Linked DNA regions of Homo sapiens: region 2 is linked to region 1. Evidence: chromatin loops called from intact Hi-C (ENCODE). Cell type or tissue: gastrocnemius medialis. All regions are shown on one strand. Each heading gives the region's core, and the rest is flanking DNA. Links, peaks and the distances in the headings are about the cores only. Region 1 overlaps SIK3 (SIK family kinase 3). Region 2 overlaps SIK3 (SIK family kinase 3).

Region 1 (5,384 bases), core at 284-5,283:
GGAGAAGAAAATATAATCAGTTTAGTTGTAGATGGGTTGAGTTTAAGGTACCCAAGGACACAAAGGTAATACTGTGGAGGTGGCTGTTGGAAATACGAAGCCTGGAGGTACGAATGTGGAAGTTATTGCTGTCTGGTTGGAGATACTTGTGTCTGGGAAGAGTGATCGAGTGAGTAGTGGCCTATTAATGTTTTCTTTTTTTAAAAAATTTACTTTCAATATACTGCCAATAAAGTAATTTGCACTGTTATACTAAGGTATTAGACCACGTATTCTGAGTTCAGATTTGTTGCTTGACTCGTTAATGTATGTAGGTTATACCCAGTTTTGGTAAGCCTCCTGACCTTTGGCCCCATTCACAGCATTATCTCTATCTCTCAAAGGGAAAAAGAAGTTCATTCTTTGAACTGGGGAGTGCTCTGATGTTGGCAGGTCTACTCCTCCTCAGGTCTAGACACTCTTGGCCTCCACAGTGGTTTTATTCAGGAAAGTTCTCACCTTTGAATTGTAGACTTAGTGCAGACTTGCTGGTAGTTGGCTAGGCGGGATCACAACAGTGATTGGTATTGGTAAGTACATGTATTGCTGCCAAGAAGTTGCATAGTTCATGTGTTCAGTCATAGCCTTTTCTTTATATGACGACCCCGCTGAAATACAGAATGGCCTGCTGCCTTCTCACAGAAGGTCTACTGTTCCAAGCTTATTTTTTTCTGAGTGAGAAGAAAAGGTCTTTTGCCACTGTTTTCAGACTGAAATTTAAATTTCAGCTGCCTTGGATCCTATATAATAAAAGATTGAGACACAGAAATTGTTCTATTAGACTTGAAATTTCAATTGCTTTTACTTCCCAGTTTGTAGTAGTGTTTGAACCTAAAATCCTATGTGTGTTTTTAGTTACCTTTTCAAGTTAAACTTTCAGAAACTATCTGCTTAACTTAAAAATTTACTCTTGTTAATTGCCCAACCACATCTTACTTCATGTGTCAAAATCTGCCTGATATTTTTAATTTGGAAGTCCACAGTAGTGGGAAGTCATAGGAACTCCCAGTCAGGGTATTCACAGTAACTACTCACAGTAATAGGAACTCACAGTCAAGTCTAATTTTTCATTTTAATTTTTCCAATCCCTTCTTTACTTCTAGTATACTAATTGAAAAAAAAAAACTTGGGTTGCCTTTAGTTTCAATTTATAATTTTTATTAGGATTTTACTGATACTGTATCTTTTTGGTACTGGAGGTCTCAGAGGACTGACCTGGTTCTACTTGTTTGCTCTTGGGATTTAGAACGATAGTTTCTATTGTGTTGAGCCAGCAACATTTTGCTTATTTTCAAGAGGCAGAGTGGCAGAGTACTAAATTGCAAGGTTGTGCAGACCTTAAATAAGTGTATGGTGAGCTATAAAGTTACAATGTTAAATTAGTTTCTGGCTGGCCCACATTGTTTCCAAAGTTGACTTTGCATTTTAAAAGACCTTACTGATTTAAAAAGCGAATAGAGAACTGCTTGGAAACACATATCATCTGAGAGACATTCGAACATGCGGGGAAAAAAAAAAGTGGAAGGAAAGGTGCTGCTGGCTGGGCATCATAGACTAGAAAGCTGCATTTAAAGTTTAAACTGCTTGGGTAAGACATGTTTTCCTGGTTTATCCTCATGTTTTTTTCCATCTGTGTTCTCTTGCCATTATTACCACCAAATACAGGAGAATACTCCTTTACTTATTGTAGTCTTATTTGGGAGACAGACTAGAGTGTGGATTATGTAGGGACAGAAAGGGAGACTTGAGGGTTTTTTTTTGTTTTGTTTTGTTTTTTCTTCCAGTATTTAGGTTCATTGATGTACAGGGCATATGTTGTCTTCTTTTAGATTTTTCAGTGAAGTTTTGTACTCCTCTCCATAAAACTCTCACACATTTATATTTATACATATATATGTAATATATATATTATTTATTTATTGAGAAAGAGTCTTGCTTTGTTACCTAGGCTGGAGTGCAGTGGCATGATCATGGCTCACTGAAGGCTCAACCCCAAAGACTCAAGCAATCCTTCCACCTCAGCCTCCCAAGTAGCTGGGACCACAGGTGCACATTAATATGCTTGGCTAATTTTTTAATTTTTAAATTATTATTATTGTAGAGATGGGGTCTTGCTGTGTTGCCTAGGCTGGTCTCAAACTCCTGAGCTCAAGCAATTCACCTGCCTCGGCATCCCAAAGTGCTGGGATTATAGGTGTGAGCACCACTGGCTGGGCCAATGTTTTTTCTCTTATAATGTTTCTTCTGATACTTTGTGGCTATTCTGAATGTGTTCTTTTAAAAATTATCATTAGAAAGTTACTTCATTTTTCTTTTTTTCTTTTTTTTTGAGTCAGAGTCTCGCTCTGTTGCCCGGGCTGGAGTGCAGTGGCGCCATCTCGGCTCACTGCAAGCTCCGCCTCCCGGGTTCACGCCATTCTCCTGCCTTAGCCTCCCTAGTAGCTGGGACTACAGGCGCCTGCCACCGTGCCGGCTAATTTTTTGTAGTTTTAGTAGAGACGGGGTTTCATGGTGTTAGCCAGGATGGTCTCAATCTCCTTGTGATCCACCTGCCTTGGCCTCCCAAAGTGCTGAGATTACAGGCGTTACTGCATTTTTCTGCACCAGGATCTCTTTATTTTGTACTTAGGCTTTGCTTGCTCCCTCTTTGCTTTAGTTTCATCATCTGTGAAACAAAGGGGTTAGGTTAGAATAAGAAATTTCCAAAGATCTTTCTACTTCTCACAGTACGTGGTGCTGTGTCGAGGTAACGTCCTTTACATACCTCATGAAGTTAGTGCTAGTTGTACCATCCAAACCACACATAAGTTCTGTGAATACAACCAAACAGCTTTGTTCACATGTATTTGCATGTGTTTCAACTTACCGTGTTCTCTGCATAATGATTCTTCAACAGTTTGAGGTAAAGAGTGAATATTTCAGTTTAAAAATACAGTCAAAAGTATAGTTTCTTATTCTGGTGGACGTGGTTTACTACTACCTCCTCCCCCTGTGTTTTAGTTTGTTGCTGTGCTAGTTTTATTGCATATTTTCTCTCCTAAAAATAGATGGTCTTTATCTAAAGCGTAGTTTTTATAAATATTTGCATCTCAAGTAAATTTTTTCCTACCACATGGATTTCATGTGGTGAGTTCCATGAAAGCAGGTTGTGTTAAGAGGGCATTCTCCTAGTACCTGTTTATTCTTTTCCATACCTCTGCCCCAAGGATCTTGTTTACTGATGTCAGAATACTGGCAGTTTGAGTAGTACTCTTGAAGAGTTATTTTTGTATTTATTTCTGCTGGATTGAAGGAGGTAGATGTTGTACTCATTATCTCTCAGAACATCTATTCAATCCTAACCCCCAAAATATACCTTAGAAACAGGCTCTCTGTGTTTTTTTTTTTTTTTTTAATCTTTTATGAAGACATACAATACACACATTTCTCTTAGATGCTGGCCAGGAATTTGTTTGAACAAATTGAAATGGCAAGTTTTAACCCTAATTTGAATAGAGTTCCAGAAAATGAAGTTAGGGCAGAGGTTGGTGAGGGGTCATATTGGAGTGTCACTGAGCTAGTACCAATTTGTTTGTTTGTTTTGTGGTAAAATGCACATAATATAAAACTTAGCATTGTAACCATTTTTAAGTGTACGGTTCACTAGTGTTAAGTACACTTGTATAGTTGTGCAATCAATCTCCAGGACTCTTTTCATCTTGCAAAACTGAAACTCTGTACCCATTAAGTAACAACTCCTCATTTCCCCTTCCCTCCAGCCTCTGGCACCACCATTCTGCTTTCTGTTTCTATGAGTTTGAGCCAGTATTTGTTTAGCTTTTTCATTTTTGTCTTGAGAACTTGACCTTCTTTATGACAGCTAAATGGATGTTGAACATGAAGAGGAGAGTAATCCAGTAAAACTGGTAGCCACTCTTCATGATCCATGAGTGTTGGTAGTTGCCAACCCCGAAATTAGAGTATCAGTCAGTCTTCTGTAATGCAGTTTGGAAATTGCTATTCCTTGTGTTTGAGGATGATGACAATAGCTAGTGACTAACACTTACTTGGTACTTATTACATGCCTGAGGTTAGAGGAAAGACCTGCTTCTGGGAAGAAAGAGTAAAGGAAAGATTGGGTGCATGACAATGTATAGATACATAAAGGAAGTTCTTGTCTGTTTTCTCTGTTAAGCTCAAAGCTAAGTCATCTGTTGAAAGTTAGGGGGCTCAGGTTGGTTAGGAGGTTTAAATAAAGTGACAGATGTTTGCAATTACCAGGAAATGGGATAGAGACTCATCAGGGAAAGTAGAATAATACTAACAGTATTAGTGGTAATAATAACAACAACAAGAACAGCTAATAATGACTAGTTATCTGTTCTATGCCAGCTACATTTTATGTTGTAATCTTTATAGCAACCTTATTAAAGTAGTTGTTATTACAGGTAAGAGACTAAGTTGCAGAGTTAGGATGCCAGTGTCACTCTGCTGCCCCAAGCCCAGGTGTTCTTTCCTTTTTCTGCACTGTTAATGGCATTGGGAGTGTCTGCCTGACACTACAAACCAGAAGTTTAGAGTATAATTTTTAGAAATTGTTCTTCAGAGAAAGGAGGAAGAGTGGGCTGAAGTAAACGCTATATGTCTAAAATATCACAATTATGTTGACTTTTTTTTGCCACCAGAATGATTGATGCCCTTGATGGGTCATTTCACTAAATAAAGTGAGTTACCACAGCCCAGTAGAAACCCAGATCTGGTTGTGTGACCTTAATAGAGGTATCTGAAATTATAAATTGATTTTCTTCCAATAGCCCGCATCTGAAATAACTGGATTGAGGTTCATGTCAGTAAATTCTTCAATTTCTATGTAGGGAAAAATGAGGACCTTTTTGTTTGTAATTATTCTATTTATTGAACAGTTATTAGTTGTACTTCTAATCTGTACTAGAAGACTATATTACAAAGTGTTTATTTTCCCTAAACAATGGCTTCTCTTGATTCGTGTTCATTATTGCCCTAAATAAATTGAAATTTAGAAAAAGAAAAACCCAGTTTTCTTAGTATCATACATGCAAGCTTAAGTTTTCTTATTTGTTTGTTTTTATTTGACATACATGAAGGTTATTTCCAAAGATACAAATGGAGGCCAAAACAGTTTGACATAAAGCAGACCAAAACAGATTGAATTATACTGTACCTCTACACTGACTAGCATTTTGATGTCTAGATGGATAAGTAAGCATAGTGCTAATTTACAAGCGCAAACTCAACTAGTAAGATTAACTAATTTCTAGGCTGTAATGAATTTATATAAATATTCTTGTTATTCAGATGGGAAACCTCATAACTGTGCTGTAGATTAG
Region 2 (5,384 bases), core at 233-5,232, 58 kb before region 1:
GGAAAGTTTTAATTGACCTTATGTCTGTATAATTAAATGTATTTCATTAACTTTTTAAAGGTAAATAAATCTGGGGTTTCATCTAAGTGTCAAAAATATGATTTTCACCAATGGCCTACTTATTTTTGCCATTATTTGCATAAATAGCTTTCTGGTTTTTCTCAAGTTAACCTGTATGCTTGTGATGTGAAAGTCATAGTATGTATAAAAAATAGTACCAAGATGAAGTATAGATGGTCATTCTGAACCATTATTCCTTAGCAGAGTGAACTATATTTAAGGTTTTAGAAATAAATCGTATTTCCATGTCTGAATAAGACCTTAGTCTTATTTAAATAAATGTAGGGGAGATGGAGAGAAAGAATAAGATTTGCCTAAGAATACTAATATTAAGATGAATGGCAGGTAGGACACACTGAGGCTGTCAGGCATTGTTCTCAGTGTTTTACATTCACCATCTTGCTTCATCCTCACAACAGACTTTATCATTTGATTAGAAAAAAATCAGTACGATCTAGATGTTCTCATTGAATAACATTTTTTCATAAACAATTTAATTTCATTTAATTTATATTGTTACTATTTTTTATATAAGTAAATATGAGGTCTCACTATGTTGCCCAGGCTGGTCTCAAACTCCTGGGCTCAAGCAGTCCTCTCACCTCGGCCTCCGAAGTGCTGGGATTACAGGCATGAGCCACCACATCTGGCCCTGAACTATTTTAATGCAACAAGTATTTACTGAGTTCCGATAAATGAACCAAGTCTGGTGCTTTAGAACCATGATCTCAAACTGGAGGACATGTCTAAGAATATCTAGGCTTGGACTGTTTTAAGAGAATAAATTTCCAGATTCTCTATATTTTATTTATACTCTTTCCTGAAATTGACTTGTTTGAAGGCAACACTGATATAATGCTAGTCCACCTTCCCTACCCTCCCTTTAGCCCTGTGCCTTCTTATGATTAACAGAAGACAGCCATACCTTTCACCCATCTTGAATCTCACCATTGTACCTTTCTATGAGGTATAAAATCCTCCAGGATTCTAACAAAGGGATAGTCAAAACACTAGTGTCACGTGTGAAACTTCCTTTTATCAAGGTATCTTCCTCCATACATCTTATTAAGAGATGCATCTCCAAAAAAGGAAATTACTTTTTATGTTTAGTTCTCAAAATTTGTAACATTTGCATTGTCTTCATCGATTGTGTTTTACTATAATAGTAACCATACCACAATCCAACATAAATAAACAATAATATACATGTTTTCATTAAGGAAAGTATGATAAAAGTTATATTAAATACTGTGGAAGAAGCAGAATAGAAATACAGTTTCAGGGAGACCGATAAATGGCATAGCATTTTATATAGGAAAAAAAGATTCTGTTACAGTTTTAAAATATAGGATGGGGGATATCAGATTGCCCAGGTGTTTAGATTTTATTGGAATTAGTGATACAGTAGGGTTTTTTGTTTGTTTGTTTGTTTTTAAGACAGGGTCTTGCTCTGTTGCCCAGGCTGGAGTGCAGTGGTGCGATTTTGGCTCACTGCAGCCTCTGCCTCCCAGGCTAAAGCAATCCTCCCACCTCAGCCTCCTGAGCAGCTGGGACTACAGGCGAGTACCACCGTGTGTGACTAATTTTTGTATTTTTTTGTAGAGACGGGGTTTTGCCATGTGGCTCAGGCTGGTCTTGAACTCCTTGGCCCAAGTGATCCACCTCCTTCCACCTCCCAAAGTGCTGGGATTATGGGCGTGAGCCACTTTGCCTCACCAATATAGTAGGTTTAATAGCTTTAAAATTAGCAATATAATAGTGTTTTTAGGTGTCAGTTCTAAATAGACATAGATTGATATATAAATGAAAATATAACCTTTGCAGTGATTAAAACTTGTAATGAAAATTTTAGATGTCAACCTAAGAATATTCAAGGAGACACCTTTTTCCCCCCATTAAATTTGTTTTAGCAGGTATGTGAGCAAAACTTTTGAATAGTGCCGCAAAGGATATAGAGATCAAGAAGAAATAATTTTTGCCCTCAAGATGCTTGTTAGTTAAATGGTGAAGCAGGGGCATAGATACATGGTTTGGCTTAAATAAAGCCTTAATTGTGTCATGGTATTTTGCTGTTTGCTTAACATGGGCATTGTGCCTCAGTGTTGTGTCATGCTTGTTAAAATGACCCTTGAGTGGTAGTTTAGCTCATATGTGCTGTGTTACCACATAGGCTATTGTGCAGAACAGTGAGGAATTGTATATTGTGAAAGACAGATGGATAGGAACAGTGCCCACTGCACTTACCACCAATGAATGGTAGGGCTTTCTCTCATTGTCTAGTTGATGTGATCATAAAAAACATTAGACTGGAAGTCAGGACACCCTAATTCTCATCCTGAGTCTGCCACAGAACGTATGACCTTGGCTAAATCATTTAACGCATTTGAACTCTAGTTTCCTCATATAAAAAAAGTTTAAACTGGATGATTTTCTACCTGTGAAGTTTAGAGTTCATACATTTTTACACAGTATATGCGTTTTAGAAGGGATAGGTGCAGCAGATTTTAAGAAACAGATGCCAAAATAATGGAGTAGATTACTTACTGTAATATGCGGAGAAGAGTAGCTTACTAATTATTTATCTAAGTGTGATTAGGACAGTCTGTTATATGGCTTGTCGTAAGTGTTGTGGGTCTCACCACTGCCCTTTTTATTTAAAAAGAGAATTTCCTCTACTTTTGAGAATTAGAACAAATACTACACAGGATTAGTAAGCGAGAATACCAATTTCAGCTTCATGCCAGTGCCTCTAGTGAAAACCACATTTTTGCAGTGTTCTAGCAGAATATTAAAATGGCTTATGGATTACAGACAGCTCAGGCTTTGGTCTTTATAGGTCAGAGGTGGAAACCAACGGAGCAATTACCGTTCACTCTTATGGGCGGGGCTTCTTAGGTTCCTTATGGAGCTAAAGTGAAACTCTGGAACAGTTCCACTAGAATGGCTTTCCTGGGAGCTTATGAGGCTTACATTCTGAAACTGATACTCTTGTAGTACAAGAATAACTACAAACTGATGTGGAATTAGGAGGCCAGAGAGGGGAGAAGCCACATGTAGCTCTCATTCTCACAAGTCCTTTGGCTGGCGAACAGAGGTTTTTCCCGTCACTAAGCAGATATTTGGTTATATATTGACAAATCCTCTCTAAACAATTCTTAGAATAGAAGACTGATTCTGTCTTGTGCTTTGGAGGTGAAGGGGAAGAGCAATGTTGAAATGAGTGAAATTAGCTTGTGATGGTTTAACATCTGCAAATATCATCTATCTAACCAGTCTTTATCTCCTATGTGTGTTCTTAAATATGGTCCCCATTGTTTGAAGCCAAGAAAGATAACTGAGGAAATTCTATGGCTGATTTGCCGATGTTATTACCAATTATTTATTAGCCTTAGTATCGGATAGTTTGACTGATTTGCCATGTTGTTTTTTAGAAATGGGGGTCTTGCTCTGTTGCCCAGGCTGGAGTGCAGTGACGCAATCCTAGCTCACTGCAGCCTCGAACTCCTGTGCTCAAGTGATCCTCCTGCCTCACCTGTGAGTAGCTGGGACAACAAGCGTATACCACCACTTCTGGCTAATTTCTTTTTTTACTTTTTATAAAGACGGGGTCTCCCTATGTTGCCCAAAGGCTGATGATTTGCCTTTTTTAGGTAGAAAACCTGGACTGGGCCCTCAAGTTTTTAACTTTTTTTTTTTTTCTTGGTGATACAAAATGTGGGGTGAAGAGGTCTGTTAAAGTGACCAGGCTTGGTGCTATTTAAAGCCGAGGAGGGAAATACTGTTTCCTGGCAGGCTTTATTGTGTTTTTGTATTATTAAATCTCTTAAGTCAGCAGTTTACTTTTTGTCTAGTTGTATGTCTTGGCTTGTCTAAATGAATCATAATTAAAATTTAGTCACTGGGACTCTTAATCTTGTCTAAGCAGGAATTATAGTTTAGAGATACTATACCTTGCTGTGTATAGAATAAGAAAAGTATAAGTCTGCTATGATCACTGAGATGGGTTTTTATAAGTACTAAACTTTTTTAGAAGCATAGTTTTCTTTATCACCTGTCCCCCAGAAAGTTTAGAAAGTGAAAATTAAAAAGTAAGTAAAAATAATGGTATTGGAGTTATAATTTGGAAATTTGTTTCATTCACTTGCATTTTAATATTTATTATGTAAACATGAAATGATAAATTTGTTTCCTTTGAAAAGATTCAAGAAATAGAATAGTTTTAAAAGTAGTCTTTTACATTCCTTTGCTTATTGACAAAATCATCATCAGGAACATCGATTCAGGGAATGAGGCTTCTGATCCATCTCAAAACGAACATTACTAATATTTGCTATGGTCATTTGACATAAGTTTTTATTGAGTCAGAACTATACTGGGGCAGTAGCCTTCAAGCCAGTTAAACATGAATTAAGAACTTGTGTGCCAGGTACTGCACTAAATGTTAATGGCATAAAGGTGAATAAAACATCGTTTATACTGTGTTTTGTTTCACACAGGATTTGAGATGGCTGACAGAAAGTAACTAAAGTGAGATTGTAAAATGTAACTGAGGTTCAGAACCAGGGAAAAGATAAATTAGATTTGGAGGCCTAGATATGGTTAAATAATTAATTAGACATGAAACCCTATGGCTGAACAGTTCAGTTGAATGTTGATTTTAGTAGTGATATGATACAGAAGCTAAGCTTTGTTATAGTCACGCAATGTTGAGGCATGGTTAATATATTTAGCAGGATTATGAAGAGTTCAGGCATTTTTTGGAAACTCCTATGAATATGTCATCTAGAATTGGTTTTGTAAAATGGTAGTGCTTGTACTGTTTAGTTACATGTGTTGAATATCAGATGGATTTCAGTATTTTTTTAAAACTTTGCTTAAGCCTCTTAAGCCTCATTGAGTGGGGAGACTGCAGTGTAAGTATCCAGGCTGAAGACTGAACTTCCACCTTATTTTTATGTGGTAATGAGTTTTTGTTTAGATGATATATATGTTTTAATGTTGAGATGGAAAAAGTAGAAGTGAATTGCAGTGTAGAAACTACTCTGTTTCCTTTTTTATCTATTTTTATTTCAGTCATTAAGCTTTCCCCATCTTTAGTCTATTGAGTTGTTTCATGGCACGTTCGGAGGGATGGTGGGAATGCCCTTTGCTGAATCAAAAACTACTGTTTCTCCAACTTCACAGGTTAGAGAAGCTCATCAAGTCAATAATTTATAATTTTAATATGGAAGCTGTTTTGGGAACTCTTGTGGGCATATCTTGGTTTTAAAAGAAGAAAAAAGATTTACTGATTTAAGAGGTATATAAACGCAGCTTGCTGACAG

The links. Hi-C counts contacts between places; a loop is a spot of excess contacts. Peaks named below come from ENCODE experiments on the same cell type or tissue, not always from the same donor. Only the 100,000 strongest peaks of a DNase experiment are listed, where the experiment ranks them.
Region 2: it touches region 1 in a loop (2.5-fold over the local background); 2 of 110 quality-filtered maps call a loop at or near these places.

Annotation. Positions count from the first base shown.
Region 1 is chr11:116,985,370-116,990,753 of GRCh38, reverse strand. All of the region lies in intron 1 of SIK3 (SIK family kinase 3), which reads left to right. Among named protein-coding and RNA genes, the nearest start is that of SIK3, 110 kb to the left of the region's middle. In gastrocnemius medialis, for the core only: no CTCF peak of the experiment used is centred there; no DNase peak of the experiment used is centred there; H3K27ac peaks cover 1,963 bases.
Region 2 is chr11:117,042,990-117,048,373 of GRCh38, reverse strand. The region is part of intron 1 of SIK3 (SIK family kinase 3); the gene reads left to right. Among named protein-coding and RNA genes, the nearest start is that of SIK3, 53 kb to the left of the region's middle. In gastrocnemius medialis, for the core only: no CTCF peak of the experiment used is centred there; a DNase peak (open chromatin) is centred at 2,973; H3K4me3 peaks cover 514 bases; H3K27ac peaks cover 2,059 bases.